Regions from separate parts of the Mus musculus genome. Here all the other regions are linked to region 5. Evidence: chromatin loops called from intact Hi-C (ENCODE). Cell type or tissue: left cerebral cortex. All regions are shown on one strand. Links, peaks and the distances in the headings refer to the core of each region. The heading gives the core; the rest is flanking DNA. Region 1 overlaps Trmt11 (tRNA methyltransferase 11). Region 2 overlaps Trmt11 (tRNA methyltransferase 11). Region 3 has its middle 29 kb from the start of Gm24286. Region 4 holds the start of Echdc1 (enoyl Coenzyme A hydratase domain containing 1). Region 5 holds the start of Rnf146 (ring finger protein 146). Region 6 overlaps Rspo3 (R-spondin 3). Region 7 has its middle 19 kb from the start of Gm24286.

Region 1 (4,463 bases), core at 278-4,277, 1.2 Mb before region 5:
TGAGCTGGGGATGTTAGCTTGTGACGCTCTGACAAGGCTCCAGACCTCCAGAAGTAAAGAGATGAGCTGTGAACCAGAAGTGAGGGGATGTGAAGCTGAAGAGGAAGTAAGAGTTTGGGGATGAGATAGACACAGTGTGATGTGATGGATGGATAACTGGGGCAAAGGTGCTGGACTCGAGGATGACTTCCGAGAACTCTAGACTGGAACAGTTGAGTAGCTGATTTTCCTGTGTATATCTACATCCCCCTAAGAACCATCCACCAGAAGGTCTCACTTTCCTCATTACTGTGAGTCTCCCAGCTGCCTTGTCTGCTTCTGCACAGTCTCCTTCCATCTCATTTCCTGGACAGCAGGCCAAAACATTTTTCGGAAAGGGAATAATGAAAATCTAGTTTTTAAATTGTTTTGGTGACTCTGTTCCTGGTATTATCATTAGGTGTAGTTGGTGCCGCTTTGTCTTCTGTTCACTGCGCCTTAACTTTCAGTCTCCTTTCAGGTTCCAAAATGGACTCGCTTTCTCCATATTCAGCTTCTTTACATAGAGTTCTGCCTTTGAATGTTTATAAAGGTTACATTATTCTGCAGCTCTTGGATAAGTGTCCTTTCCTTTATATTCCCACGGGTTGCCAATTCATCCCACCATTTAACACCAGTGTGCTTGGAAGTGTGTCATTGATGTCTCCCACCAGGATCTGTGAACTCACAGACCTCCAGGCCTTTCCTCAATATATGCAAGTGTATATGGAACGGTTTAGTATATGTGGAACTGTTAATGTGGGACTGTTTGTTTAGTATATGTGGAAGTGTCTAGTGTATATGGGACTGTCCAGTGTATATGGAACTGTTTAGTATTTATAGAACTGTTTAATGATTATTTGGGGCCCCTCATTTGCAATAAAAATCATAATGAACAATATTTAAACATGTTAAGGAGGAGAAGGAAAAGGTAATTGGGGACAGCTAGAAATTTCCTGTTGGAAATAAACCAAATTTTACCATTAGTTTCCTCTTGAAGTCCCTGGAACAGACTATTTTAGTCCTATAATATCAAGTAGGCTTTATTTCCCGTGTAAAACAAACCAGAAGCAGCTGAAGTGGAGAACGTACCACTTTTACTTTATTTAAGGAGGAGGTGAAGGACAAGAGTGGCAGACTTGCACAGGAAGACCAGAATTAGGGCAAGGTTACCTAAGTGTTTTCAGCGAAGGATCTTCGCTTCCTTTCCAGTCTAAACAGTGTACCATCTTGATTGAGATGCACTATTAAAGATGCGTTCTTTCTGTAATCCAGAGTGTCCTTAGCTCTCCTTAGAATGGCGTTTCCTGTGGTGCTGCATGATTTGTAGTTCCTTTTCTTGACAATTTATTTCCCTTTACATTCCAGTACAAAGTTATAAGTACCTGAAACACTTTCTTTTTAATGTCCTTGAAGTTCTTTTTTAATGCTGCCTTTTTAATTTAGAACTAAGTTATACAAAATTTACAGTCACCTAGGTGTGATGAAGCTGTAACCCCTGCGTGCAGTGGCAGAGGCAGGAAGGTGGAGCGTCTAAAGGCCGTCTAGGCTGTAAATCGTGACACTGCCTCAGCTGTGCAGGAAGCAGAGCAGCACACACAGCTCACGTGACTGTGGGCAACTTTGTGTGCTTTTCCTTTCTCCTTCTACAGAAGGACTTGTTTTTCACCCAGATGAGTGGCACCACTTCAGAATCTTTGAAGTATGTACGTCTTCCTAGCTCTGCATCATTCTCTGTGGATGAAACGGTGTGCATCCATGATAATACTGTCTAGTGTGATCATCCTGGCCATAGGAGGGCTGTATGATGGAAGGTGTTCTGAACAGTTAAGACTTTCAGCAAATGAAGCAGGGTGCTCCTGATAGTCGGGTGTACAGTCTTCACAGCTAGAAACAGTTTTCATCTACATCAGGAAATCCCATGAAGAAGAACTATCTGCATTAGCCAGCAGAGGGTAGTGTGTGCATGAAAGTGAACCACTGGCTTGTGAGGCTCCTTTGGCAAGTGTGTTAGAGTTCCTAGATGGCGTATGTGTACAATTAGCAATACTGATAGGACAGTGGTTACGAGGCTCTGTCTAAAAGCTGAGATCTAAAGTGTGTGCTACCATAACATTGCTGTTCCACGAAGAATGTCCTTTAAATGTCAGGCTCCATTTTGAAGGACCCACTAATCTACCATGTGGGAAATTGACTGAGTCATCTATATGTGTTCACATAACGTCTCGTTTTTTAAAAGGACAGAAGAATAATGAGAAAAGCATTGAGCCTTTGATGTGTGACTTGGGCAGCAACCCCACAGTGCTGCTTCCCAGCTGTATGCCTTATGGCAGATCGTTCAAGCTCTTTCAATCTCTGTTTCCCTATCTCCAAAACACAGATGAAAAGAATGCAGAAAAATTAAATAATTACCATAGACAAGACCCAGTTGGTAACAAATATAGTAGTGCTTTTATAAATGAACCCGTCTCTTTCCTGTAACATTTACAATTGCTGATTGTCTTTGAAAGGAGAGAGGTGTGAGAGCTATTGGTTTCTGATGGTTTCTGTGTTTTCCTCCCGAGCTTAGTTACTGGCTGAGAAATGACAGGAAGCAATAGTGTTGTCAGATGCAAGGTTTACTTAAGGAGGAGTTGATACGAAAGAGAGCTGCAAACTTCCAAGGGAAGGCAGTTGTTCATTTCTCTTTGACACCCGCTTTTACCAACAGCGCTACTACTCCTAAAGTGGGCATTGTGGCCTTACTCTTCATCTCCACAGCTTTCACTTCTGTGGTTTCCCAGCTGTGACTTTCTACTTCATATGCATGCAGTATTTCTGTTCATTAGAAATGTACAGAATTGTGGTTCTGCAATACATAAATGATAGATACCATGATTGATCTCCGTGGGTGGGTGTGGGACGGTTATAAAAACCAAATAAAGACCTTGAGTGAATGAAGAAGGTCAAAGACGGTTGCTTGAGAGCACCCTTTCCCTTTCAGAGAAGCTTGATGGCCTTCAGGATACTGAGTGAAGCCTAGCCTCCAGCTGTTCCTGATGGAGATGAGAGGCAGTGTGAACAGAGGAGAGTACGGTTTAAAATATGTAGAGCTGAATGTTATCACCCAAGTGTGAGCCTTAAGAGGAACTGAAAGACCTATGGGCGGGGAAAGAAAACAAATTGAATTTGCTGTTTGTTTTGAATTGTGGTGATGTCATTCTGTATGGCATCTCTATGTGATGATAGATGTTCCATGAGGAACATTTTTCTGTTAGGATATTCCCACAGAGGTGGGAATGTTAGCCATAGTCCCTGAATGTCTGGTTTATCTCGAAGCAAGACTTACTGCTGCCAGGTCCTTGGCTGCCCAGGGAATTTCAGAGCTTTGGGGTTCCAGGAGTTTCTGTAATGCTGTATTTCACAGCTGGGGGATAGTTCGTTTAGAAAGTGGCTATTTGAGCACAGGACTCATATATTTACTCAACACAGATTTCTCTCTGTTTCTCAGAATATGAGGAGAATGCATCTTTTCCCTGAGCACCTGACATTTCGACAGCTAATGATCCTATCAACTGTCTGCTGGCTATATACTTCTGCTGCCTTGTCTCTGTGGCACTGAGGAAAATACATCTTGCCCTTACTGCTCAGAGTTCTTTTTTATGAGCCTATATTGATTGCTCAAAATACTGGTGTGTCATTTTCACCATGCCTACAGTCAATTTGGTCACCTCTGTCCGTTCTGTGTCAAGAGTTTGCCTCATTCTTCTCCTTTAGTTCAGTGATAATCTATTTGCCAAGCTATCTCTTTGCTCCATGAAAGAAACCCGTTTTCCACAATGTTTGACTCTTATCTTCTCCCTCCTTGATGGATTCACATTAGAAGCTGGGGTGAGAGAGGGGCACTGCCTGGCACTGTGGCATTCTGCATTTCTCTCTGCAAGTCCTCATCACAGGTGCAGTAAGGTGTTCCTGCAGGTAACTGTGGTGTATTTTGAGAGGTCCTATGTGGCTATGGAAGCCATAAGGAGAATAGTGGGCAGAAAGGCAGAGCTAGGAGGGAGTTGCAGCCAGTGTTTGACTCTTGTGCCAAAGAAGAAAACAAGACTCCAGCCGGGCGTGGTGGCGCACGCCTTTAATCCCAGCACTCGGGAGGCAGAGACAGGTGGATTTCTGAGTTCGAGGCCAGCCTGGTCTACAAAGTGAGTTCCAGGACAGCTAGGGCTATACAGAGAAACCCTGTCTCAAAAAACCCAAAAAACAAGAAAGCAAGACTCGATTAAGGGAAGTGCTATATGAATTTACAGTAAATTTCCAAAAGTCTGTGTGTAGTTGAATGTGAATTTAAAGAAATACATAGGAAATGGAACTTTATTTCAACTTAGGTTTCTGTTTCTACTTGAAATTGTTTGTGAGACTGAGTGTGAAACTAATGTTTCAGGTTTCTGTCAGTCCTCTCATCTAAC
Region 2 (4,463 bases), core at 279-4,278, 1.2 Mb before region 5:
GGGCAGTGACTCACTGCCCACAGGACAAGGTTTTACGGCATAGAGTGAGAGCTTCAGTGATTTCTAGATGCAAATGTGGGTGCTGCATACAGAGGACAGCTTTCACAGCATTTCCTGTACAGTAAAAGTCAAGGATTTAAGCTAACTATATTTCCAAAGACCTTAAAAAGTAGCCACTGTACATTTCTTCAGTAACTTTTCTAATAATTTATACAAGGAAAAAGGGGAAAAATGCCCAGACCCTTATAGCTACAAGGATGTTTAAAAGTAGACTGTAATCCTAGTATTCAGGCTCCTGAGGCAGGAGGATCTCAAGGTTGAGGCAGCCTGGGCTACATAGTATGTTTCAAGCCAGCATGAGCTTCCTGGGTATAAAACTTAGTATCAGTTTCTCCTTTTTTTGTTTTGTTTTAGTTTTTTGGGTTTTTTTTTTTTTTTTTGCAAGTTTTCTTTTTGAACAAGCTATTCTAATCACCATTTTTCCTTCACCAACTCCTCCCAGATCTTTCTCACCCATGTCCCCGCACCCTTTCTTTCTCTCTAGAAAACAATTAGGCAAACAAACCATCATTTAAAAAAAAATAAGGAAGAAAAGAAAGGCACAGGAAATGCATAAACCACAAAATTGGAAACCATGGTGTATATGCAAAAGAATAGTAAGACACACACACAAAAAGCCCAAACAAGACTAAATATTGATATATTTATAGAACAGAACTTTATTCAGCTGTTAAATAAAATTACGAAATATGCGAGTAAATGGAGGGAACTAGAAAAAAAGTCCTCCTGACTGAAGTAACCCAGACCCCAAAAGACAAATAGTATACGTTTTCTCTCATATGTGGATGTTAGGTTACCGTTTAAGCATTCGATGAACATGCTACAAACTGTATAACCATAGAGGTTAGGTACAGAGTAAGAGACAAGTGGGAAGGTGGGGCAGGGAAATCTCTCAAGGAAGGGGAAATAGGGCACACATTTGGGATTGGAGCAGGGGATTAAATGGGGGGAGAGATGGAAGAAAGGAAAGGGGAGGGATATGGAAAGGAGCAACTAACACTTAGAGGTGTTTGAGAGTCATGTGAAAACTGAAGAAGCTTAAATTGTTTACACACATAAGAGACGTCTAAAAAGTATCACCAAATAACAGGGGTGACTGTACCCCAACGAGACGTGAGTGCCAGGAATAAGGTAGAGCTAGTTTGTGTTCCTTTGTAGACGTTTCATTTGAGGATAGATTTCTCCCAGCTGTGTAGCTAGCTCAAGTGGGAAGAGTACTGTGGAAATCTACTGGTTGATTTGTGTCAGTTATTTCCAGATCCTCCCATGCTCATTATTAGATCTCTGTTGTCTCTTCACTACATTCTGATATTGGTGGGTTTAATATTCATGGCTTCCTCTGGCTGAAACGAAACTGAAACAGAGCAGAGATTCGTCTCAGAGCTGCAGAGCTCCTGAGTGAGTCCACTTGCTTGCTCAGGTTCCACAAATCCATGGAGCTTTTGTTATCTAATTTCTTTTTGCCAACTGTTAAACTGTCTAGAAATGTTCTTTGTGGAAGATAGAAATCCAGCTGCTGGTGTTACTGATAGAAGTGACAGCAAGGCCAGCAAGGTGGCTTGCTACGTTGCACAGGCCCGGTGACCCAGAGTTTGATTCCACAGACACCATGTTGTAGAAGGAGAAGATTCCTGAAAGTTGTTCTCCAAGCTCAGCAGGTGTGTGTGGCACCTGTATGCACATGTTCATGAAATAAAGTTTTAAAAAGGAATATGATTAACATACATATATCAAAAATTTCTATTATATCCCATAACCATATGTTCAAATTATCAGTTAAAATAAAGTGTGGGCGCTAGCAGCATGGCTTACCAGTTACGAGTGCTTGCTGTTCTTCCAGCAGACCTGAGGTCAGTTCCCAGAACCTCCACGGGGCTGCTCATCACTAGCTTCCTCCAGCCCTGGGCCTTCTGTGGCCTCTGAGGAAACCCACACACAGGTAGCAAACATACACGGAGACACATAAAATATAAATGATGTCCAAGGAGCTTAATAACATGTCTCAAGATTTTAGGAATATATTTTAATGTATTCAGTAGATTTATGGAAGAGAACATCTTTTTGTCCTTATCTAGGAAACAAAGAATGATTCAGTTCAGTGGTCAGTAAATTTGCAGTCTGTTTTTCAGGCGGGAGGTGAAATATATAACATTTAGAAAGAACTTAACATTTTATAGGAAGAAGAGTGACTGAGAAGTGACTCATGGAAGAGCTAGAGGCTTATGTGTATAACTAGTTTTGCTTTTAGAAACCTCTTGGATATCATTTGCATTCATGCATTTCCCACTATACACTTCTCTTTCCTGTGGTTTGTAGTATTTCCACAAAATTGTGCAACCGTCCCACTATAAAGACAACCGCCCCACAGGAAACGTCATTTACTCCCAAAGAAACCCCCAAGTGGAGTTACCCCTCCTCCTGCCTTTAGCAACCACTGATCTAAATCTGTGTGGTTTGCCTGTTTGGTCTGATTTCAGTTTTAAATAGGTAACTTAAGTTACAGGGAAACAGTAATAAAATCAGAGTTAGGTATTAATATAATTGTCTAGGCAAAGTACAGATTTAATAGTTGGCAAACAGTCCACTAATACGGAATTCCGTATACACTGAAGATGTTTTTAAGCTACTATTCAAATTTTCAGTATTATTTTGGACATATGTTTTCCATTGATTTGGTCATTCATATATAAAGTTAGTCCTCTATACCTGTGGTTTCTATATCTGGATTCAGCCAATCTTCAATGAAAAATTGAATTTGGAGTATAATAGTTTTACACATACTAAACCTAAGACTTTTTATTCTTACCATTTTCACAGTAATTCAGTATAGCAAGTACCATTTATATTTGTGTTAGGTATTCTGAGTAATCTAAAGATGATTTAAAGGATACAGGAGATTATACATAGATTATGCAAATGTCTCCCAACTTGCTGTTAGGTATTCTGAGTAATCTAAAGATGATTTAAAGAATACAGGAGATTATACATAATTATGCAAATGTCTCCCGACTTGCCGGACTCTTTGGATTACTGTATAGGGTAGGAGGTGTCCTACAGCCAGTCCATAGATACAGCGGACTGTAAGAGGCTAATGAGAAAGGAGGTTTCTCACAGTAATGTTGGGAGTCCAAAATAAAAAACCAACCTCCAAATATCTTTATATGCTGTCGAACAAATCCTGTGGTTTGTGCCTACCATACCCTACTCAAAAGAGAAAGCTAGCTACTGGCAACTTTGTTTGAGCAATACTAGCATTATTCATGTCATTTAATATTACTTTTAATTATTTTTTTACAGGTGAATTTGATTTATATTTTTATTTTATAGTTATATAAGAAGCCTAAGTATAAGAAATTTTTATTTGTGCGTATTCAAATGTCCTTTCAAAACACGAGTCAGTATACATAAAAGGTTTCTTTAAAGAGTTGGAATATGAGGCCAACTTACACTACATAGTGAAAAGTAGGATCCTACCTAAAAATAAGTGTATATTCTTAAGCATGACACTGTTTTAGAGACCCATGGGTTATACTGTGTATAAGCTTAAGTTCAAAGCCATATTTTCCTCTTTGTTTCTATTTTTAAATTTAGTTTCAGTCATGATGTAAAATATATTTCTTCATGTCATAAATATTTCTATGGAGATTCTAAATTTGATATGGACTAGTTTTATAAAAAGTACATTATTTCTGTCTGTAGAGTAAGTGCTAAAGACTTTTTAGAGGAGAAAAAAACCAAAATGGTCACAAGTTCCCTAAGGACTAGCCAAGAAGGACTTGAAGAGAATTCCTTCCTCTGATAATGGGGTGAAATGCAGCTTGCGTGCCGCCTGGTGAGTGAGTGGTGATGGTTTTGAGCATGTGATTGAGACAGCGAGGAGGAGGTTGTTGAAGGTCAGAGAGACATCGAAAAGTCCCCAAGAGTGGTGGTCAGGGTGATGCTGACACATTAGAGCAGCTAAGCTGGTTCAGGGTCCTTAGCCATTACCTTTCCCATTTAGAGTCTGAGGTTTAGCTCATGTCATAAATGTGTGCAGAGACAATTCAGAAAGACATGAAGGTTTGCAAAGAAAAACTAAAGCCTGCCGTCAGTGCTCTCAGGCCCTTCCTGCTGCTCTTCTCTCTGCTTCAGCCGTGTCCCACAATTACTGGTGTCTTGTTCTGGGCTCTATTAGTGCGTGCATTATCCTGTGATGTAGGGATTGGTCATCTCTGCTCATGTCCATGACTCAGGGTCATAGCCTAGTGACTGTGACCTGGGCACTAATATACCCTGGAGGTTTTATTTGTACTTAGCTATCTGAATTATTTCATAAATAACTTTAGACTTATTTACACATCTTATAGACGTCCTTAACATTTTTTTTTTATTGAAGACGTGATAAAACTCCAGATGAATCATGG
Region 3 (4,463 bases), core at 224-4,223, 62 kb before region 5:
AGACAACCTCCAACAAAGATCTTTTTCACAGTTACATGGGCACCTGGTATCTGAGAATCTTCTCTTAACACAGCTCTTCTGGGTTCCACAGCGCTTCCACCTTTCTATTGTTCACACTGGAAAGGATGGAGGCCAGTCTCATCCTTTGACTTTTCTTGTTCATCCCAATCATAGTCAGTTAGCAAACCCAGTAACTCCATTTCTAAAATAGTTCGTGGCTGTGAACCTTTACTGGTAGATCTACTACAGCTGCCTACCTGCTACATCAACTTGTCTCAGCTGCTTCCTCTGTTTTCTTCCCCCAAATCTAGTGTCCACCTAGAACTATTCTGTTGAAATATCCTATGTATTGTGGAAAGTCGTCTGCAGAAATTCTTGAGTGCTACCAAGAGGAAAATTTAAATCTCATCCATATCACCCTCTGCCTCCACACTACTGTGTTTGAAAACGTTGTAATAGCTTGGAATCTTGTACTTGCAAAGCTTTTATTAGTGGTCAGAAGATGCAGCATGAAGTTTTATAAGAGTGCACAGCTGGCAGATGCTAAATGTCTAAAATTCTGTTTGATTGAGCTATTTTAAGATAACTGGATGTATAAATTTGAGTTTGGCACATACTTTTAAACCAGTGGAGCTCAGCAGCCTGTGAGGAAATAAATAAAATACAGACCAAGATACAAGACCAGCTTTGTTTTATTTTTGTAACAAACATTATGAGACTTTTTTTGGTTATGTTTTAAAATATTTTCTTTGAATTCTGAATACATTTCCTAATAGTTTCATCTTTGACATATACATTTGTTCCTATTTCATTTTTATTCTGGAAGATTATATTTAGGATGAATTTATAGGAAACAACGAAATTACTGTCATTTAGTAAATGCTTAGTACAGTACAAACTAGTTTCTACTAAATTGTGTTTAAAGTTGAGAGTTATAGGAAATATGGAGAGAATTTCAGTTGAACATGATGACTCTCTTCCAGGAACACGATGGTTATGTTATCCAGCTCATTCTGGCAGAAACAAAGGAGGAAGTTTTTGAAGAAAATACAGCGAAGCCCAGGGATATAACAGTGATCACAGAAAGATAATTAAAAATTAGACTTAAAAATAATATGGAAAAATTGGATAAGACTCTACAAACAGATTCAATAAGTTTCTGGCTTAAGAGAGGAGGATATAATGTGATACTGTTTGCCAAGCCAGAAAAGACAGAAGGTATGTAAATTTAACACCATGAGGATGACAATTCAGCTTGCTGCAGCATATGTTTAAAATCCTATATAGGGCACCAGAAATGAGTTTCATTTGAATTATTTTGAATTATCCATTAGTTATAAAGATACGGGGAAAACTATGGTTAGAAGTTTAGATGTTAGAGGATCCTTGTTAAATGTGGTTAATGTCTTACAAATGGGCCAGAGTTTTTAATATGGCAGATAAAGGACAAGAATCAACTCAGTGATACCATGGAAACCATGCAAGGAAATGGCATCAGGAGGATGAAGGCAAGAATCTCGAACAATCAGAGGGCACATAAGGTAAGAACTGAAATGTGCCTGTTGATTTTAGTAATCAGAAACATCTGCAAGGTGGGGCTTTTGACTGAGACAGTGAAGCACAGATTAGGATCAGAGAGTTGCAGGACATGGGAATATGGTAAATGAGAATCAAAGAAGAAAAATAAAACCCTTGAAATATACCTGATTTAACTAAGGTGCCTAAGAAATTGGAAGATGTGATCCAAACAACACATAGATACCCAATACATGGGGCAGCTATTTTCATGGGAAGAATCCAGAAGTGGAAAAACGTTCTTCCAAAAGGGTCTGCATTTTCTCTCCGATGTAGAGATCATTTGCTAAAAATGATGGAGAACATCAAAGTAGTGAAGGCTCACAAATATTATTGTGGGACATGAAAGAGGAAGTAGACAATGGTTAGTTAGAAGTCTTACTGTGTAGTGCTAATAGCTCCACTGATGTAGGAGACTGTGAGTTTGTAGTGGCTTCAAGCCATGCAGTCAAGGCATTTATTTTCATTGGGGTTTGGCAGCCAGAAAGGGAGGGACTTGTTGATCTAGGGTTAGATGTGGGGTTTTACGAAGGACAGAAGAGGACAACTTACAGTCTCAAAAAGAATTTTAAAAGTAGTAAATCACAAGACTTTGTACAGGGGTGAATAACACAGATCATTCATTGTCTCCTCTTTAGCAAAAAAGCAATGTTGATTTGTGTCATTGATCTCTGTATGTAATATCAGAAAGATGAGGTAGGTAATACTTTGCCTGTTTATAAACCAGGAAAATGAACTCAGATTAATGATTAAATGAACCAAGTGTGCAGATGAGTAATTAAGGTAAATTTGACACTGATATTATTCCTAGAAGTCCAAAAGGAAGAGACAGCAGAAAATTGAGGTGATTGTGAAAACAAAAATGGTAAACTAGAAATAATGATCCCAAGCTGGTTAAGTCTGCCCTGGTATCATCCATATGTATTCAGGTAATGAGGTGGGAGTGTTGGATTACTATCCGTACAGAAGTGACAGTCATCAAGATAGGAGAGTAGTTTTTTTATTATTATTGGATATTTTCTTTATTTGTATTTCAAATGTTAACCCCTTTCCCAGCCCCCTCCCCCAGAAGAGTGGTTCTTAACATGTGGGTCTCGACCTCTTGGGGACTGAGAGACCCTTTCACAGGGGTCACATATTAGTTATCCTGCATATCAGATATATGTTATGATTTGTAACAGTAGCAAAATTATAGTTATGGAGTAGTAAGAAAAATAAATTTATGCTTGGGTGGGGTCACCACAACACAAGGTACTATGTTAAATAGTCACATGACTAGGAGGGTTGAGAACCACTGGGGGTCTGAGTATCAGAGGCTTTCCATGGAAATCTCTGGCCAGGACTGGTGCAAGGGTTCCAGAGAAGGGAAGCAAATGTGGGCAGGGAGGGGAAGTTGCTTCCCCACTTCCACTGCGCTGGTCCGCTCCACCTCCGTCTCTGCCATGCTGTAATTCCGTGCCACCCTGCATTGAGTCTAGTCAGGCTAGGCGAAGAGAAGCCGACTAGCCAGTGAGGAGTGTGGCAGAGCATCAGCTGGAGCTTTGGGAGAGCAGATCTCTTCCCAAGTGTTACAGCTCTTAGGACAAAAGTCTCAGATGACAGAATAGTTCTCACACACCTTTTATTTCCTGGATAGGATTTATATATAGTTTTGGGGATGATTCAGGGTTTAGCAGCAGGTATTTTACATTGGCTTGGACTGAGAGTTTGGGGAAACCTTATTTGCATGTGGGAGGGCTTAAATTTCCATTGGGCAGAAAACTAGAATTCTAAATTTATTATTGGATCTGTATTATAAACATTACATTAGGCTTCTATTTTTAACTATTAAGTAAGAAGTTAATGGAGAGAGTTTAGCTGCATTTTTGCTGAATATAAAAAATACAAGATGGTTTGTATCAACAACTGGCTACATTAATAAAACATCTCATTTTTAATTGAATAGTTGAAAGCATGCCAATGTGTAAAAGAGTTATAAGCTGCTACATAATATAACAAGGTGAATTAATCAAGATTGCATACAGTGGGTTGCTACTGAATGTATTTGAAAAAGCAGAGAGCATAAACTTATAATTCATATATTTAAAGTTGTAGTAAAATACTTTCCTAGGTAATAATGTCAACATAATGTTTTTGTTCTTGTTTGTGATTTGAACTCCTAATTCAAATCTAGTTTGTAACTTGATGGAGTGAGAAATAACATCCTTAAATCAAAATTAATGTCAATATTAACGATATTATTTTACATTTTATAGCATATCACATTTAAAATAGTCCCTTAACTTTATTCATGATTCCTTTATAACATAGCCCACAATGAGTAAAAATTTCTATGGTTATGTGAGTTTCTACTTAATTAAATCTTGTTGTTGGGCCATTTCATACACGTGCTTAACTCATACTGATTGTTCTCACACACACCCCCAATCACTCTTAACTCTTAACTCCCACACACCCTTCGATCATCCACTCCTCTCTGTCAGTTTCTCCTGATCATATCTTTCTTTCTTCCTTTGTCTCTCTTTCTTTCTTTCTCCTTTTCTTTCTTTACTTCTCCCTTTCTTTTCTTTTCTTTCCTTTCCTTTTCTTTTCTTTTCCTTTCTTTCTTTCTTTCTTTCTTTCTTTCTTTCTTTCTTTCTTTCTTTCTTTCTTTCTTTCTTTCTTTCCTTCTAATTCTCCCAGTTTAACTATGACCATCAGGGTGACTATGGGGATGGGAGCATCACATGGACCATCAAATAGAACCTACTATGATCAATAGTGGGTACAGACCTGAAAATAGTGACTCCCCCTCTCCAAGAATCTATCATTCAATAATTCAGCAGATAAGAATACAGTCCCATGAGCTTCTCCACCATTCATGGCTAGCTCTTTGACAGGCCAAGTCT
Region 4 (4,463 bases), core at 265-4,264, 49 kb after region 5:
TATATATACATATATGTATCTATGGTAAGGGGGTCTACCTATTTTACCTAGATATATTGTCTAGCATCCATCATTGAGTATGATTAGTATAAATGGTATCGGATCATGACCCTTCACCCTTAAACCACTGAACACTTATTTATGTAATGCATTGCTTTGCATCATTAGAAATAGACACTTTTCCAAGAAAGGCTTCTATTATGACATGTGCCCATTTTTCTATTAATTTCCCATTTTTTCTCTTCTTCCTTTGTTCTGTATCTCTCTTTCAACACTGAACCTTCTTTTCTGCTCTTCTTTCAGATTCCTTTCTGTACCAGTGTAATTCAAAGAACAGCTCAAGCCTGCTATTGGAAATCCAACTGTAACAATGTGCTAATAGTTTGTTGTGCATACTTTCATCTCAATTTTAAATACACAAACTCAATGGTTAAAATCATTTACTACTGATCCAGAGAACCTGAGTTTGGTTTCCAGCTAGTAACTCCAGCTCTAGGAGACCCAGATTTCTTCTGACCTCCCATTCTTGTGCATATAACCTGCCCACCGCACCCCTATATACATAATTAAAAATAACTTTTTAAAAGATACATGATGGCTAGGGTGTTAAGAGGATAAGAATGTTAGATATTGGTGAATTAGTGTAGTATCTGAAAATATAAGTAGAGTTTAAGATTTCAATGTTGTCTTAGAGCAGACACACATAAACAGATTATATTTGCTATATTCCTGGGAACACAAGGTAATGAAAATGGCTGAGTTACAATGTTAGAAACATTTCTTCAGGACAAAAATCCTAAATTTTGTCATGTGGTAGGACAGCAAAGCAGCTGTTCTATCAGGAAACAGACCATTCCAGGTGAACATGCTCACTGCCAAGCCACTGCAAAGCACCTCTGGCCATCTGGGACCAAAGGTTTCCCTCTCCAATTCTACATGCTAGTTCTTCCATTAAAAGTCCTTAAATTATACTAGAAAACTAACATAATTCCATATTTAAAACAATTAGCATAAGTAAACAAAGAAAAATCATAAGGTACTTTTGAATGAAATATATAACCTGTTTCTCAAGTTTTCACATTACACACCACCTACACCTCTCCCCACACAAACCAAAGAAAAGAACTTTTATTTCCTCAAATATTGATTTTTGTCATCCCAAATCTTAGCACATATACTGTTACAGGGTTGTTTTTTGTTTTTTTTTTTTTTCCTGACAGTAATTTCAAGTTATCTTCTCTAAGTTCCCAGACTACATAAAATCCATCTCCACTACCAACAGCTGTGGTCACATCAAACACTATCATTAACTTCTAGTTCTGACAAGTCGTCCTAGTAAATTTAGTTTCCAAGAAGGCATCCGAAGTGTTGAGAACAGTCCCTGGCAAACGGGGATTTCCAAGATTTTTCTTAAAACACATGGCTAGTTCACCATCTAGCTGGTTTCTTCTAATTCACTTTGTTGCACATCCTCTTTGCGCCTCAGCTAGCTGTCAACTAATTGGTTTTCAAGTCAAAAAGACAAACAAAACAAGCCTGTCTTGTTGCCATCTTCCTCTTCCCTCCCCAAGATTTCACTTTTTTTTTTTTTTTTTTAACCTGTCAGGCTCCTATGAGGGAGCTATTTCTTCAAACTAACTCTTTGATCAGTCTTGGTCACATCTCTAGCACGGAGAACAAGAAACAATAACAAGTTAGAGAATCCGATGTGGAAGTTAGGAAATTAAGAAATGCTAACGTGTGGTGATGTCCTTAGTGAGGTGTTCATAACTCCTTGAGATTTGATAAAAGTGGAGACAGAATAGGATAACTTTAATTGCTCCCATCAAAGTTGGGTTGCTCTTCTTGTTGAAAAAGTTGGCTTCACGAAACAAAGATGTAGGAAAAGTTTGAAATAAGCAAGATCATTTAGCTCACAGGTAGAGATCCCACGGAACATTACCTCGGTTCTCACAAGGGATTCCAAAATATTCAGAAATCGGCTTAGAATTGACCTCACACCTTCTCATCCTTTGAAACTGCCAATTTAGCGGATTTTCCCACGTTCTCTGCAACGCCTCAGGATTTCCCAGAGACCTGCAGGAACTCACGAGCCCACCTGCGCGGCGGCGCCTGCGCTGCGGTGCAGAGCCAGCAGAGGGCAGTGCGCCTGCGCGGTGAGCGTGTGCGCAGCCGCGCGCCCCCTCGCTCTGCATTGGCCCGCAAAGGCGCGCCACCCAATCACGCCACAGCGCGCTGGCCAGGGTGCGGGGGGCGAGGGGGCGAGGGGGAGGGGACATCTCCGCGGCCTGTCACTTGGCCGCAGCCTTACCGCCGGCCCGCAGCCCCTGGCTCTGACTTGCGCTTCCGTGTCCTGAGACCCTCTTCCCGCACCCCACCTTCCGCTGCGCGCGAGCCTCTTCCGGCTTCCACACCGCTCCGGGCCTGTTTCCGCTCCTGGTATGCTCCCCGGGATCCTTTGGCCAGAGCTCCTGAGTTAGCTGAAGGAACTCTGGCGACCCGGAAGTCCCGCCCCTCCCCATCAGACTCTTCATGTCTGGAACTTTCACCTCAACTGCTGTAAGCTAGAGCAGGGAGCTCAGGTTTTTTTCCGTGGTTGACATCTCCTTGGTTTAGGGTTCAGACAAGGGAAAGGAGGCCACCCAAATACTTCGTACCCCAATTGGCTGCAAATGAAAAAAGGGAACGATAAGACAAGAAGGCGAGAGAAAGTTAAAGAGCGCTGAGCCTTCTTGGATTTAAGAGCTGCTGGGGGCAGTATTTTATCGTTTGTCAAAAAATACTTAGCAGGTTTTGTGACACGACTATGTCATGTGCTCTTTAAAGACTCGAAGCAAAATGTTTTTGTTTTTAAAAACGGAAGGAAAGGGGAGAAAAGAAAGATGGGTGTCCAGAGGGGGTCAGTTTTGTCAGCTCTGTACCTTGCTTTGGATGGCACTCTGGTGTTCATAGACTTCTGCAGTTATCATACATAATGATCAAAGAAATAAAAACATGTTTTCTGGTGGGATGGATATAATGTGGCAAAGCAGTAGGGCAGAAATGGTGACCAGTTTATAATACAAAGGTGTGTTTAATAAGGAAGAATTAATAAGCCTAGGTTAGCTGAACTGGTAGGAAGAAATCGTTACTAGAAGTGTTTAATTCTAGTATTTTTCAAAAGGCAGAGAGTTTATTCTAAAGCCAAATATAAGTGAGGTTTGGGTTATCCCCAGTTCTTTGTTCCAATATGAAGGTGTTAGGGTAACAGACCAACAAAAATTATTTTCCAAATACACTGATGGGAATGTGAAAGCATGGGGTGAAAGGAACAAGGAGATTTTAAGTCTCAGATCTTAGGTCTCAGAATCTGTAGCTCTCAAATTATAGTTGACCGCATCCTTAGCAGTTCTACTGGTGGAAGCTATTAGTTTGTCTGTTCCAAAAGACTTACCCAGGGACCATTAAATTGTTAGGTCACAGAGAGGTGGTAGCAAATGACTATTAAGCTAATGATGGTCCAAGATAAATTATCATGTGACCCTGGACCTGTCACATTCCAGCCTCTACACAAACACTGAAGGCTTTAATCAGGCAACTGGCCTTGCAGACTCGTCAGTGTTCCCTGTGGTTGTTTCCAGAGACTTTTGTCCCAGTTCTCCCTGTTGAACTTCCTCAGTCGAGAAGCCACACACTAATTTTTATTTGTTGCTAGGAAGGCTTATTTCTAAAATCTGATGTAAATGGGTTGAGTAATAACCAGGAAATCAGGCTTTAGGAGAAAGGAGTATCTAGTAAAGCCACTAAGGCAAAACTCCAGGATCCTATTGCCAGAATATACCGGACATTATGATTTAGATCTTTTCAGTTTTTCTTTTGGCCAGCCTGATTTTCTTTCTTATGTAGTAAGCAGTATACACTGTTAGAGTGTTAAACAGAAAAACCTCTTGACAATAGTGACTTGACAGAAGTCATTTGCCACTTTTCTCCTTGATTGGATGTGTTTATTGTGTCCTGGGCAGCTGTCCAGTATTGGAAGCCTTTGTTCTTCTTGTGTAACTGTTTGCTACTCTCTTTACTAAGTCGACTCCTATGTAATCTAGATATTATACTACCCTGTCCTTTGTCAATTTTCCAAGTATTTCATGAGTTGCCACTTCTCAAACAATTTACCAGCAAGTTGAAATGGAATGGGTAAAATGGAGAAAAAGTTAAAAAGAATTTAAAAGCATCTTAGGAATTTGGGATAGAGAAAAAAAACTGAACACTTGGTGAACTGAAGTAGCCAAATCATTGTTTATATTTCATATACAGTCCCCTCTGTATGCATATATATGATTTAATCATTGTATTAATCAGAGTTCTTTGGAGTCATAGAATTTATGGAATATACACACATATATGGAACATATATATATATATGAATATACGTATATGGAACACACACATATATATGGAACACACATACATACATGGAACATATA
Region 5 (4,463 bases), core at 166-4,165:
TAGGGTGACACACAAAAGGGGGACTTTTGATTTGTCTTTGTGTTGGTAAGCCAAAGGTGGTTGTATATGTGTATTCAGAAGTATGATATGACCTCACTTAGGTTTGGTTTAGAAGTCAGCATAAAACGTAGTAGGATCCTGAGTGTATTTTGAAGATGGAAAGAGGCAGCGAAGAAATTATTTGCAAAGTGTATATGCAGCAAAAGAGGAAGAAACTAAAGATGGGTTGGAACAAAGATACAGAAGCATGTTTTGACATGGTTGTGGGAAAGGGCTGAATCTGAGAGAGAATTTTATTAGGTTTCTGATACTTCATGTCTGTCTCAGGTTTTTCAGTAAGCAGACAAAATAAGACTCCAGGCACTTAGATATTCCGCGCCTCTTATGCACCCAGGGAGACTGAAGGACAACATAAAAAAGCTTTTCCCTAATAGACGTAGGGGCTAGGCAAGATATTTATGATCTGTCTGATTTTTGCTCTCTCAAACAGGACTTTCTTTATGGAAAATTTCCTAACCCAGAAATAAATCTTCATAGAATCTCTACCTGAATTCAAACCCCAGTTGTGTGTTAGATCTGTAAAATGGGAATAGCAAAGGATGACATTGGATTATTGTAGGGAGTAGATGAGCCCTCTCAGAATATTGTATTGGTATTACTGCTATTGTTTCTTCAAACTTGAATCTTGAAGAACAGGTCAAAATTTTGCTATTACTTTGCTACTATTATATACATATATTGTATACCACTGGAATTAAAAATAAAATGACATGATAGGGAACTAAGCTAAGATGGCATGTTTCTCAATATCTGTACATTAATTAAAGTTATAAAAATAGTATTACTTAGAAGAAAATGTATTGAAATAGCTGATACCAAGAGACATTTACACACAGTGTACCTGTTTCCCTAAAGAAGCCACAATTGTGTGGAAGATCCTGTGGACTGAATGGCTGGCTAAACTTTCTAACAGTGGTCCAGGAGAATGCTGCATACAAGAACATATATTTGTGTCCCTCCTCCCCCATAGCCCATAGTTGCCACAGTAACCATTTGCTACAAATTCCTGTATCTTCTGGCCTAACATCTTTGTTACTGTTTGGTATGCACTGTTGAAACCTAGCTAGCCAGTAGCTTCCATCAACATTTTTAATCCCCCCAACCCCTTCCCTCAATGGTACTAGGGATTGAACCCAGATCCTCAAGTAAGGTGAATCAGCCTCCTACCGCTAGATCCCTTTGAAATTAAGAATATTTTAACATCTGAAGCCTATGAAATAGACCCACATGCTTGCTCACATCGACTCACCTATTCAATGTCTTATCCCTTTCAACGTACATTGATGTACAACCTTTTCTCTTCAGGCTATAAAAGTTCATATAATATTTCCTATAACAACTGAATGAATAACCCGAACCCATGCTCTGGATTTACAGCTATTAATGTTAAGCAGATGAGCTCTTCCTTTGGATCAGTGGCCTTGAAACCCTATAAATAGGTGCACAGTACATTTTTCAGTCCTGAATTCAAACAGTGGATGTAACCTCAAAATGCAACATTGTTGCAAGCACAATGCAAACAGTTACAGAATGCGGAAATACTTTCAAAGGTGAAAAGGTTCTCTGGTCCATTTTGTGCAACTTCAAGTAGAGAAAACTGTTCTGAAAAAGATCATGTGCCGGTTAAAATGAACAAGGACTAGATTTTGATGTGTAACACCATATGCTTGCCATAAAACTAACCCATGAAATTTATTCTAGATTCGCGGGACGATTTCTTCTTCTAGCTTCCTATGCTGTTAGGGTTTAAAAGACACCCCAGCACACCCCCTCTCCCATTACATATCTGGCCATTTGTGAGGTGAATAAATTGGAGCATCTCGGGGACCATCCAGTCCACGCCGTGACTTTTCTTGTGCCTTTTTTGTATAAGGAACAAGCGGTAGTCTCTCCAAGGGCACGGCCAAAGGAAACATAGGACTTGACCCAAGGCTGAGTTTTGGAAAGGCTCTTCTTCCTGGTACTGAAGGTCTAGCTTCCTCCCACAAGCCACCTAGATGGACCTCCACCAGTTCAGAACCAGGAGGCCACAAGATGCGCCACGCAGAGGGTGAGGGAGGACCGGAACAGGGACAAGGAGCAGCCCGGTCGCAGCAAGGGACAGAGAAGAGCAGCAGCCAGCGTGGGGACCGCCAGCCAGGGCCGCCGCGCGCGGGATCACGGTGAGGGGGCGTGGCTTCCGCCGGCGCGGCCCCGCCCCTTGAGCGCCGGGCGGTCACGTGACGGCCGCGCGCGTCCCCGTCCGCTGCGGGCTCCGAAGCGGAGGAGAAAAGACTGCGAGGTGGCTGCGGCGGCGGCCGAGAGGTGGGCTCCGGGCCGGACCGGTGAGGAGCGCGGGGGGCCGTGGGCTGCGGGCCTCGGCGGGGCACTGCGGCTTCGTTGGCTGCGAGGCGGCGCTCGGAGTCCGCGGCGGGCGGCGGCGGGTCGGGGGCCGGTAGGACGGGGACGCCCTTGGCCAGCGCGGCCCGGACGGGCGCGCGGAGGGAGGCCGAGCTGGCGCAGCCCGGACTGTGACGGGCGCGGCCCCGGCCATTACTGCGCAGGCAGGCCAGGCTGCGGGCAGCTCCAGCGGGCTCGACCGGGCCTCAGTCGGCCACGGGCTGCATGCTATCTTCCGCCTGCCCTGCCGCCGCCGCCGCCGCCGCGGCTGTGCCTCTGGGTCTTGCCCAGTGCCCGGAGTCGTCCCCTCCTCCTCGCGCTGGCGGAAGCCGCCGAGCGTTCTTGTTTTGATGGCTCCCCAAACCCGAAACCAGCCTGAGGTGTCGGGATACCAGTTGGGCCTCCCAAGCCGGGTGCATCTTGAGAGCTCCGGCAGTCGCTTTGTTCTGCTTGCTGGATGTGGAGTTTTCTCCTTAACCCTCCACCCCATCTGAGAGCGCACGGGATCCCCATTGTTGTCACTGTCTTATTTTCTGGACTTTTTTTTTTTTTTTTTTTTAAAGAGAAAGGGCTATGTGACATTGTTTTTGAGGATGTGGAAATGGAACCGTCCTCTATAATTAGGTAAGATGTTTCCCCACTGTAAGTTAGCACACGCATTCTGACAACTACATTTTATCTGTGTATGTGTGTGTGTGTGTGTGTGTGTTCTTTTGCAAACTAGATGTGCACCTGGAGCTTGGGCATTGAAAGGCACGTATTGTCATAGAAGTTGAATGCGTAGAACATAACAATAAATGATCTGTATCATTAGACTTTTAAAGAACATGGCATATTAAAGAACAAATTAAGAAAACGACCCACACATACTAGCAGAGCGTGAAAAGCGTCTGGGAGCTGTAGAAACACTTGAAAATAGGTGAAGTAAATCTCATTTTAGAGAAAACTCAAGAGTAACTGCTACAGTAAAGATGGAGTTTTGGATATGTTTGCTTGGGTCTTGGATATCATAGAGTTTATTTATGTCTTAATTGGGCGTGTGTAATGGGGAAAGAATGAAAACCCTGTTATTAAACGTTTGAAAGTTTCTGTTTTGTGCTGTTTAAGAACTGAGTCGAATTGTAGTCATGGGGAAATGTCCCAAATAACTGTTCATTAGATAACAGGAATGCAAACATAAATGATTTTTTTTTTTTTGTAGGAGACATGCCATTTAGTAAAAGTGCCACTTTGAAACTGTTGGAGGGTTTGTTTTGTTTTATTTTTTGGATCCAACATGATTCCTTGACTTTGAAGAAGAAAATAATAGGAAGAATTTTTCATATCCATCTGTTTAAAACATATTTTCTGTCAGCCATATATGAGTTTGAAGGACTTATCACATTTCCCTATCAGTATGAGAGATGGAAGATCCGAGTCTTTTCTACCTCCTTGCTTGGTTGCCTTCTTGATCACAGAGTCTGAACTTGGGTAACTGCTGGGTGGATTAGAAACAGTCTTTTTGAGCATACACACTGTTTACACTAGTCTACAGCTTCCTTTGCTTCTTTGTATACTCTCATTTACCTTTCTAGTTAGTTAATACAAAGCCTGTTGTTAAAGGCCTGCTAATTAAAATGTTTGGAGTTGTCCAATTACAGAGGCTGGCTAGAGCAAAGTAACAAAAGCATAGGGATAACTTGGCAAAGGTCACTCACCAGTTAATAAGAGGACTTTCTTATTTATAGAATGTCTGCCAGCCTGAAACATCTGTTAGATGAGAATACATGTATTACATATAAATATAAATTGACATTTGTATCTCATGAGTTAATGAAATCAATACAACGCCCACTTTGCAGAGAAGGAATTTAAAGCCTTACACTTAAGTATAAGGACGGAGACAAAAGTAAATAGAGTCACAGGATGGGGCTTCTTAAGGGCAGTCATACACAAGGCAAGAAGATCCCTCAAAAGTATGGAACCCCACTTAACTGAACTGGGTTTTGACAGAACACTTATTTCCAAGCTTAACTTAGACTTTT
Region 6 (4,000 bases), core at 1-4,000, 170 kb before region 5:
ATTGGCAGCCAAAACGCCTCCCGAGGAAGGCGCCAGCGAAGAAGTAAGTTTGGGGTTTTCTTTTTTTTTGGGGGGGGGAGTGGGAGAGGAGGGGGTATTGTTGTTGTTTGTTTTTGTTGTTGTTGTTTTGGTTTTGCTTTGCGTTATGTCTTTGCTCCCTTCCACCACATTCACCTGTCAGCTGGTTTTGCCTGCCCAGACCCAGCTGCTGGAGGAAACAGTCTTTTCAACCTACACCCTATGCCTCCCACAGGAGATAGCAACTCGGGGCACTGGCTCTTCTACTCCAGTACACAAACCAGTACTGGAGTCGGTGCACCCGGTGCTAGTCTGCCCCCCCCCCCCCCCCCCCCCCCCTGTAAATCAGGATCTGGAAATCTTTCTTTCTTTCCTAGATTCGCTGTAGGGATTTGTGCTTTCCTTTGAGGCTCCGACGGAGGCCTAGAGCCCCAGGCAGTTGGGTCTCCCTGCCTTTGGGTTGTTTGATAATGGCAGGCAAGGAGACTGGGATCATCCCAAATTCCCGCCTGGCTCCGGGAACCTTGGCTGCCCCTCCCCCTAGGTTGTTTTATGGTAGTCTAGTCAATCAACCTGGGGCGGGCCCAAGGGACAGTGAGCAAGCTCCCGCGCTGCAGCTTCCCACGAAGCGCACGAGTGGAGTGGCGCTGAGGCGCCAGGGCTTCCACGACTGTCTGCTGAGTTGCCCCATGTCCCATCCTCTGGGGTTGGAAGTCAGAGGAACTCCAGAGGTTCCGAACTTCAGTCACTTTCACGCCTTGCCTGTCCCCACGTGAATGCTCTGGCCACCTCAGACTCTTTAAAGGGGGTCCCCTGAGACAGGCGCATACTGAGAGTCGGGTTCCCCCAGCACATCTCCTCTCTGCTCTTCAGTCTATTACACAGGAGAGTATTATGTCCTGGCTGTGTGAAACTGTGCCTTTGCTGGAATTAAATGGATGCCTCAGGGCAGCCTCCACCTAAATTGGTGCAAGGCATGCCCGCATCTTTCAGAGATTCGGGAACAGATGTAAGGGTGGTTTCTCTTTTTGTTCCCGGGTGGCCCAGCACGCTGTTGTCAGTGCCCGCAAAGGTTGTCCTTTCGAAGAGCTAAGGACAACCCTGACTCTACCGAGGGCTCTTGGCCCCCCTGGGGTAGTTACTAAGGAAAACTAACAGAAAAAAACCAGTAAAGCAATTGCTTTGGTAGCTTGGATCTGGGGGGTTGTTCAGCCCATGACCTTGTCTGGTTCCCAGATGAGATCTCTTTCCCAAGTGTCCAGCCCACAAAACCCTTGAGGCAGGGATGTTGGTAGCTCTTAGGACACAGGACCACTTGTGTGGGGTGGAAATTTAGCAATCTCCTCTCTCCACTGTTTGTCTCTGTCCTGGCCCAGGACGTGAGGGTCCCCTGAAAGCTCCCTTTGTACCTCTAGCCCAAGCCAGACAAAGTTTGATTCACCTGAAAATTGCCTTTAAAAATCGTGGCTGGGCGGGAATACCAGAAGCTTGGAGTCCGAGTTGGCCCTATTGCCTCTAGGATCGCTTCTCAGCGCAGGAGAGCCTAAACTAAACATGTCAGGGCATCCGATTTATTATTCTTGGCCTCTGAGTGGTTTGTATTCTTTGGAACCCTCCCACCCACTCTATCGCTCAGGCCCTGCTGCTGCGGTATACTGAAGCGGCAGCCTGGGGGGCCACATCGCCACTCCTGGCCAGCTTGGTCCGCTGGGCACTGAGTTTCGGGGCCAGTGAGGAAAGCGAAGCTAGGAAGAACACGGCTGTTTGCCCCGCATAGCTCATGCCAATAGGCTTATCCCAGTCTACTCCATTCTGTAGTGTCCCGGACCCCGGAGCTACACACTTGCCGGGGTGGGGCAGGGTCCTGTGTCTCAGCATCACTGGTACCTGAGTTTTTGGTTGGGTGCGGGGGCTTCTGTTTCTGAAAGAAATAAAAGAAAGCAAAGAAAGTTTGTTATGCGTTCGTTCCCATCTCTACACCCCAAAGGACCAGAGTGGGGAAACTCAGAATGCGCACATCTGGGCTGGAACTAGGGCGATGATTTGTGAAGTCTAAAAGAGACTGCTTTTCTCTCTTCCTGTATCATCTCAAAGCCAAGTCAAAGGCGCCCTCTCGTTGTGTTGCGGGGTTAAGAAACAAAATAAATGGAATTGAGCTGGAATTTCAGTGATTCTATGGTAATGGGTCTGGAAAAGAGGTCTCTCCTGCTGCACTCTTGGTGCGGCTGCTCTTGAGTCGGCTTTTGCGGCTCGGTTGCTCCTGCAATCTTGGGAGAGGGGCGACCCCTTGCGTCCTCCGAGAAGACAGAAGAAAGATTTGGCAGGCGCAGCATAGCTTTTTGCAGTAAGGATCCTTGTTAAATGTCCAGAAACTTGAAATTAATGCAGCAGGTTTATAAAATCACCTGGACCGTGTTTTTAAAAACTACCTGAATAAAAATCTCCTTAATAGTAACTGGGACTATTTTTATAATGAATAATAAGGCAGTAGTCAAATTATTTTAAAACTGGCCAGACATTTCTCTTTTTCCACCATAAGGAAACTTAAGAGAGCAATTGGGAGTATCACGTTTGCTTTGTAGTAATAGCGTCATTTTCTTAAAGGTTTAGAAACATCACTAATGAGAGAGGTAGAAAATTAAGGTTAAAAATAAAAGACTCCTAAAGTCTTTTTTTCTTTTTAATGTGGTCTCTTAAATATCTTAGTACCAAAGGTCCTTACTAGCAAAGATTGTCATTTACGGTGTTAAACATGTTCAGATATAAAGCGTCATGTGAATATTCTTGTGTTTCTCTACAATAATCAATATTCTATTGATCTTCACAAACCAATGATCCTAATTATTACAGTCTACGATTTTCTCTATAAAATATGCAATGCTTTAAAACAGAAGTCTTATACTTTTTAAAATGTCTCTGTAGTTATGGTGCATAAACACATGATTGTACTGATTTTGATTGATATACAGTACCTAGAGATGACAAAATAAATTTCTTCAAGATAAAAACGTAAAGAAAGCATTTACTCACTCCAGAAAGTCATCATTCAGCAAGATTTTTAGCAGCAAGCTCTAGCTTTGGACACTGGACATTAATTTACAAAGCCTAAACTCTTTCTTTGATCTCATTTCCAGCTCAGCCTTTGAAGTTTTGTAAAGGCAACCTTTGAATTTTGTGTTGCATGTTAGTAGCATTTAAACATCATTTTTATCATAGCAATCATAATTCTTTCCTAATGCATCACATTTTTACCTGGATTATTTATGTGGGGTCAGAAACCTTCACTTGAAGTGTAGAAACTGGTACTACAGCATCTCCCTTCTGGAGAGAAGGGGGGTCTAAGAAACAGGACCTTACTAGCCAGCTAGATAGCCAGTCAATGAAATTTGTCTTCTCATATAAACGTTCCTGCCTTTTATGTATTTATACTATGCGCTGAACCTGCCATAGAGAGGATATCAGGCTAATGAAATAATTTACTTGATGATCTCCAGAATTCCATTTTCCCAATATGTTTAGAGACTAGGCTATTGTGCATAACTGGTCATCTTTATAAGTGTTGTTGCGATGATGCTGACAAATGACGAATCTGACTAGAGTGTTTTCTCATCATACTTCATTATTTGATTATCCAGAAGCCTCCCTAGGATGATTCTGCCCCCGAGGGCATTTCCTCTCTGCAAGAGGGTATTAGGTACAATGTTCTTTAATTGTGGGCATCTATTAACTTCATCTTAGTTTTTCAGATTTTTAGATCATTCGTGTTTTAGAAATTCATTATATGCCTACCAATTAAAATACAGCTACTACAATCTGCAGAGAGGGGTGAAAAGAATCAAAAGTACAACAAAAATAATCACACTAATAATATATTTATCGGAACTGATTACTTCCTATGATGGTGTAGGGATGTTGACATATGTAAGCTTTTCTGATCTCTTGGTGATTTTATTGCTGATCCTGGTAATCATGTTAACAGATA
Region 7 (4,463 bases), core at 203-4,202, 52 kb before region 5:
AAGAAATTGGATGTAATTTAAATAAATAAATACTATGAAAAGAGAACTTTGAGCATAAGTGCTTCTGGGTTAGCTCAGAGCTCTCTCATGTGATAAACAGCTCTAATCAATCATGCCCCCCTCATGGTACAAGAGGCCTGATTAAATCCCAGCTAGGCTGTATTGCAGCCAAAATGAGGGATGCTTTTTTTTTTTTAAAAAAGCGAAGGCACCAGCATTGCCAGCTTTCCATCTAGAGAGATTTTGAAAATCTGATAATAAAAGAGAGATAATAACACACGGAGCAAACGTATCCTAAGATGAGACTGACCTGGATTTAGCCACAAGGCATCTTCCGTCGTAGGAAAGGTTGGGAACAATCAAGCCTTACCTTCAAGGGAGCCTATGTTGAAATAACGTTAGGATTTCTATTATGAGAAATTTCTATTATGAGTTGTTTTCTAGAGTGTATACATTACTGGATCTTTCATATGATGGCAACCAAGAGATGGATTTGTCCAGAAAAGGCAAGCTCTATAAGTTCTGGAACTTGCTTTAAGTGACCCAGGGATAGACAGTTCTAGATGCAGAAGGGTCTTCTCCATGAGTAAACCTCATCAATGTTCCCAGGAGGAGCTTGATCCTAAAGTTCCAGTCTGAAGCAGTGTAACTGTGTTTATTTATGAGGGGAAATGGAATAATGAAAATCTTAGAACATTAGGTTTCTATCAAATACACACAACCAAAGGCTACCTTAAAGTAGCTGATGCAACAAATAAAGATTTATTAGGATGAGATTTTTCTGGTGTTCTGAAATTTTAAAAAATCACCAAAACCTCCAAAGACTTTTGGAGAAGAGACACTGAAATAACTTATATGTAAGATCCTGAAGGAATCTTTTGCATATGGTAACATTTCCAAAAGCTCTCTTTACTTCTCATCTATGTCTTTACAAGGTGAAGTTATGTAACTCTATTTTGGAAGATTTCCCAGTGTGCTACATTCACTACAGTCAACGAGAGAGAGAGAGAGAGAGAGAGAGAGAGAGAGAGAGAGAGAGAGAGAGAGAGAGAGAGAGAGAGAGAGAGAGATCTTGCTTTAGAGCATGGATTTAAAAAGGGTATGTCCATTGTTTCCCTGAAGACATGGCCACAGGAACATGGTCACATTATAGCTGCAGTCAGTTTGCAGAACAGGAAGTATGGACAGGCTATAAAACTTCAGTACCTTCTCTTAATGTTCCCTGCCCACCAGGAAATCTCTACCTGCTAAAAGATCTACATCCTTCCAAATCAGCACGAATGGCTAGAGATACAGTATTCAAATACATGGACATACATGGGGTACTCCATAATCATATTACAATGGTGAATATGTGGTACCTTTTGATCAATAAATCATCCCTACATCTTTGGAAGGTGAAGTTATGCAAATCTATAGCCCACAGTTCCTGAGAAGAGAGAAAATAGAGATTCATTTTTCTGATGAGCTAGTTTGAGAAACAGCTCATCCATTGAACTTTCACTGTCAGTCCCCAACTGGACAATGCAAAGAAAAGAGTAAATCAGGAATGGAGAGATGGTTCCAACACTAAAAGTTAGTTTCACAACCAGTATAAGTAACAAATAAATGGGAGTTATGTGTGAAAAACATGGAAGTAACTAACAACATAAACTCAGCAGAACTCTCTTGACTCTAGAATTTACATGTTAAACTTTGAAAATTATGACTGCCAATTCTACCAGCAGGATAGGAAGCAAAGAGGAAATGAATGTTGCTGTAGAACTTTAGAATTTTAATGCCTTTTCAGGAATAATTTCAGAGGAGGATCAATTGTGGATAGTATTTATTTCTCTGTAGGAAAAGAATGATGTTCTTTACGTTAATTTTGTTTAATTTTATAGAAAGACAACAGTTTTCATGCACTTTAACTTTCTGGCTCTGTGTAAATGATGGAGACTTTTATCCAGTGTGTGTTACATAACCCTGGCTAGTTCTTTCACCCAGCTGCACAAGGAGAGCCAAGGGATCTCCCTAGAGTTCCCTTCCCAGCCAAACCCCAAAACACAGAGGATTCTAAGAAATCCAGCAGATTCTGCCCCGTGTCTGGGGCCAAAAACTTTCTTGGTTTTCTGTGCTATTGTCAAGTTCTTTAGTGTGCTCTGTCCTTGACTCAGGAACTATTAGTGAAATTTAGATAGGCACAGAAGCCAAAAAACAAAAACAAAAACAAATAGAAACTTGACAGTGCCTCCTGCTTAACTTTGGTTCTAGACTATTCAGGTCCTATACCCCAAACTAAAAAAAAAAAAAAAAATGGATGATCAAGGCTTGCTAAATCCACTAGAGATCACCATGGAAGTGTGGAGAGACAACTCCAGGGTAATAAAGTATTACCATGTTTGTTTTTATTTCCAGTAAATATGTATTTTTTGATGTATGAAAATGTGTACCTGGAAAGACTAAAATTAAGATACTCTATTCTAGTTAGCCATATCTTTGCATAAAAATCTCTTATGGCACTCATAGATTTACAAACATACACACCTAACCACAACTAAATCTATTCATATATCTGGTGGAGTGTATATATTAAAATAATATAATCAAAAGTAGACTTTTTCCCATAAAGAATCCTGACATCCCCTTAGCCGGTTTGGATATCTGTACTGCTCTGGAATTCTTCAATGCTCTTTGCTATGGCCCCAATAGTTTTTTACCAGGCCAGCTACACTGGGATTTCTGCCATCCTTATTTAAAAGCCCTCATTACTATTTTGAGAATCATCTCCTTTGTATCTTTACATGTTCTTTTTTTTTTTTTCTTTTGGTTCATTTCTTTAGAGAGTTGACTCTTCTCATTCATTATACAACACACTTTCAGATTGCTGCATTTCTTAACCTTGAAATTCTTTCTCTAATTTCTTTGTTCCATCTGCCTTTTCTCATATAGGTAGCTGGAAAGGAGGGAATGAGTTAAGGAGGAAAGAGAAAGGGAGAGCAGGAAGGAGGGAGGGCAGGATGAGAGGGAAAAAAGCAAAAGATAGAGATAGCAAATTAGTAAGTTATTCTACAAATTTGGCAAAAAGAATTAGTTCCAGTTGAGACAATAACTTTTACATGGACTGAAACATACCTACATGAAGCCTGACCACAGCGACTAAGGATGTGTTGACTGAAGATTTTGCATGTGGTATCACAGAAACAATAGTTGACACAGCTAGAGCCCACTGTTAGGTTCCTTTCCTTTTCAGAGAGGACAGCCTTTGCAGCAATGGATTCAAGTCCCAGAGTGGCAAAGGCCTCTAACACAAGACATTGTGGCTGTCCATACACACTTCTCCACTACACTGCAACCTCTTTGGCTTCAACAAGCATCCTCTAAACTTTGAGAACAAGTTAGAGGAAGGAGTGACTTGAAAGGTCTACTTGGAATCTCTGAAATGAGGGAGAGGTAAGACAACTGTGGTATTCAACTAGGCATCTTCTGGGTGACATGGGGCACCTCAAGAGTCATTGAGAGTCAGGGATGGCTACTGCATCCTATGAAAGACGTATCAACTTGGAGTTGATGAAACAATGATAGGCTCACACCTCAGAATGAGTCCTTTCTCTTACATCATTATCACTTGTGCTGGTTTGTAAACTCAATCAGAGCATAAGGAAGAGTGGTTTGATTATGGTACAGATGTGTTTTGTTGGTTTTGCTTAAAAGAAAAAGTGCCCAAGCCGTGTGTGTGTGTGTGTGTGTGTGTGTGTGTGTGTGTGTGTGTATAATATGTGTGTACATGTATTACATATATAATATATAAAGAATTGATCTGCATTTCTAGCACAAAATCATTAGGGGTCAATCTATTGCTGTGTTCATTTAGCAGAATAATAGTATTAGGCTTTCTGTAAATTTTTAGCCACTTAGTGTCACTCAGGCCTCAGCTCCATCCTATCTATCTATCTATCTATCTATCTATCTATCTATCTATCTATCTATCTATCTATGGTTGTGACATAAAAGATATGGCCACCTAACATGGAGGATACCATCGTCTGTGTCTGTCAGCACACTGTCACCTCTGAAATATTTGCTTTTAAAGGCAAATTTGTACAGATTCCATTTTCTTCCCAAACTATGATTACTCTCCTTCCACACAACTGATACTCATGTAGCTAGGACACTCTGTTCCATCTGGGTTTCCTTCACTACTCCCAAGCATCTCTCTTGTCTGTCTCTCGCAATCTCTAAGACTTGTGAAAAATACCTGAAGAGTTTTCAATTTGGATATCAGTGTAAAAGAACTGAGAGTTTCTGGCAGTTTGTGTACCTCCCACCAACAGCTTGTGGCCAATTGCTAACTTGAGAGAAAATATGCTTTCCCTGTCCAAGCAGAACAGACACTGTGGTGAATTTTTGTTGCCGAGGATTTGTCATTCTGGCAAAATTATATTGATGTGTTTTCTTGCCGACTTTTGTGTTCCTGTTCTGCT

The links. Hi-C counts contacts between places; a loop is a spot of excess contacts. Peaks named below come from ENCODE experiments on the same cell type or tissue, not always from the same donor. Only the 100,000 strongest peaks of a DNase experiment are listed, where the experiment ranks them.
Region 1: a loop joins it to region 5, with 2.2 times the contacts of the local background. A loop is called at or near these places in 2 of 42 quality-filtered maps.
Region 2: a loop joins it to region 5, with 2.4 times the contacts of the local background. A loop is called at or near these places in 2 of 42 quality-filtered maps.
Region 3: it touches region 5 in a loop (2.3-fold over the local background); 3 of 42 quality-filtered maps call a loop at or near these places.
Region 4: a loop joins it to region 5, with 4 times the contacts of the local background. A loop is called at or near these places in 12 of 42 quality-filtered maps.
Region 6: it touches region 5 in a loop (2.7-fold over the local background); 2 of 42 quality-filtered maps call a loop at or near these places.
Region 7: it touches region 5 in a loop (2.1-fold over the local background); 3 of 42 quality-filtered maps call a loop at or near these places.

Annotation. Positions count from the first base shown.
Region 1 is chr10:30,535,757-30,540,219 of GRCm38, reverse strand. The region is part of intron 12 of Trmt11 (tRNA methyltransferase 11); the gene reads left to right. Among named protein-coding and RNA genes, the nearest start is that of Gm22623, 44 kb to the right of the region's middle. In left cerebral cortex, for the core only: a CTCF peak has its summit at 1,972 (motif pointing right); a DNase peak (open chromatin) is centred at 1,986.
Region 2 is chr10:30,548,133-30,552,595 of GRCm38, reverse strand. All of the region lies in intron 11 of Trmt11 (tRNA methyltransferase 11), which reads left to right. Among named protein-coding and RNA genes, the nearest start is that of Trmt11, 50 kb to the left of the region's middle. In left cerebral cortex, for the core only: no CTCF peak of the experiment used is centred there; a DNase peak (open chromatin) is centred at 2,271.
Region 3 is chr10:29,421,540-29,426,002 of GRCm38, reverse strand. No RefSeq gene overlaps it. Among named protein-coding and RNA genes, the nearest start is that of Gm24286, 29 kb to the right of the region's middle. In left cerebral cortex, for the core only: no CTCF peak of the experiment used is centred there; DNase peaks (open chromatin) are centred at 409, 1,219, 1,489 and 2,006; H3K27ac peaks cover 1,304 bases.
Region 4 is chr10:29,311,213-29,315,675 of GRCm38, reverse strand. It overlaps Echdc1 (enoyl Coenzyme A hydratase domain containing 1), which reads right to left and starts at 2,176. Exons shown (of 6, transcript NM_025855.4): 1 at 1,943-2,176. The coding sequence starts at 2,009. It overlaps Gm46218 (a long non-coding RNA gene), which reads left to right and starts at 2,259. Exons shown (of 2, transcript XR_001779751.2): 1 at 2,259-2,439. In left cerebral cortex, for the core only: a CTCF peak has its summit at 2,129 (motif pointing right); DNase peaks (open chromatin) are centred at 2,191 and 2,449; H3K4me3 peaks cover 1,847 bases; H3K27ac peaks cover 1,429 bases.
Region 5 is chr10:29,359,885-29,364,347 of GRCm38, reverse strand. Rnf146 (ring finger protein 146) reads left to right here and starts at 1,906. Exons shown (of 4, transcript NM_001110197.1): 1 at 1,906-2,384; 2 at 3,003-3,063. It overlaps Gm30698, which reads right to left and starts at 2,952. Exons shown (of 2, transcript XM_030245425.1): 1 at 2,679-2,952; 2 at 1,725-2,644. The coding sequence starts at 2,952. The coding sequence ends at 1,839. In left cerebral cortex, for the core only: no CTCF peak of the experiment used is centred there; DNase peaks (open chromatin) are centred at 2,259 and 2,663; H3K4me3 peaks cover 2,570 bases; H3K27ac peaks cover 1,385 bases.
Region 6 is chr10:29,531,275-29,535,274 of GRCm38, reverse strand. Rspo3 (R-spondin 3) reads left to right here. Exons shown (of 5, transcript NM_028351.3): 1 at 1-43. Among named protein-coding and RNA genes, the nearest start is that of Rspo3, 2.6 kb to the left of the region's middle. In left cerebral cortex, for the core only: a CTCF peak has its summit at 2,305; DNase peaks (open chromatin) are centred at 905, 1,317, 1,641, 2,284 and 1 more place; H3K4me3 peaks cover 2,719 bases; H3K27ac peaks cover 378 bases.
Region 7 is chr10:29,412,121-29,416,583 of GRCm38, reverse strand. No RefSeq gene overlaps it. Among named protein-coding and RNA genes, the nearest start is that of Gm24286, 19 kb to the right of the region's middle. In left cerebral cortex, for the core only: no CTCF peak of the experiment used is centred there; DNase peaks (open chromatin) are centred at 1,038 and 1,985.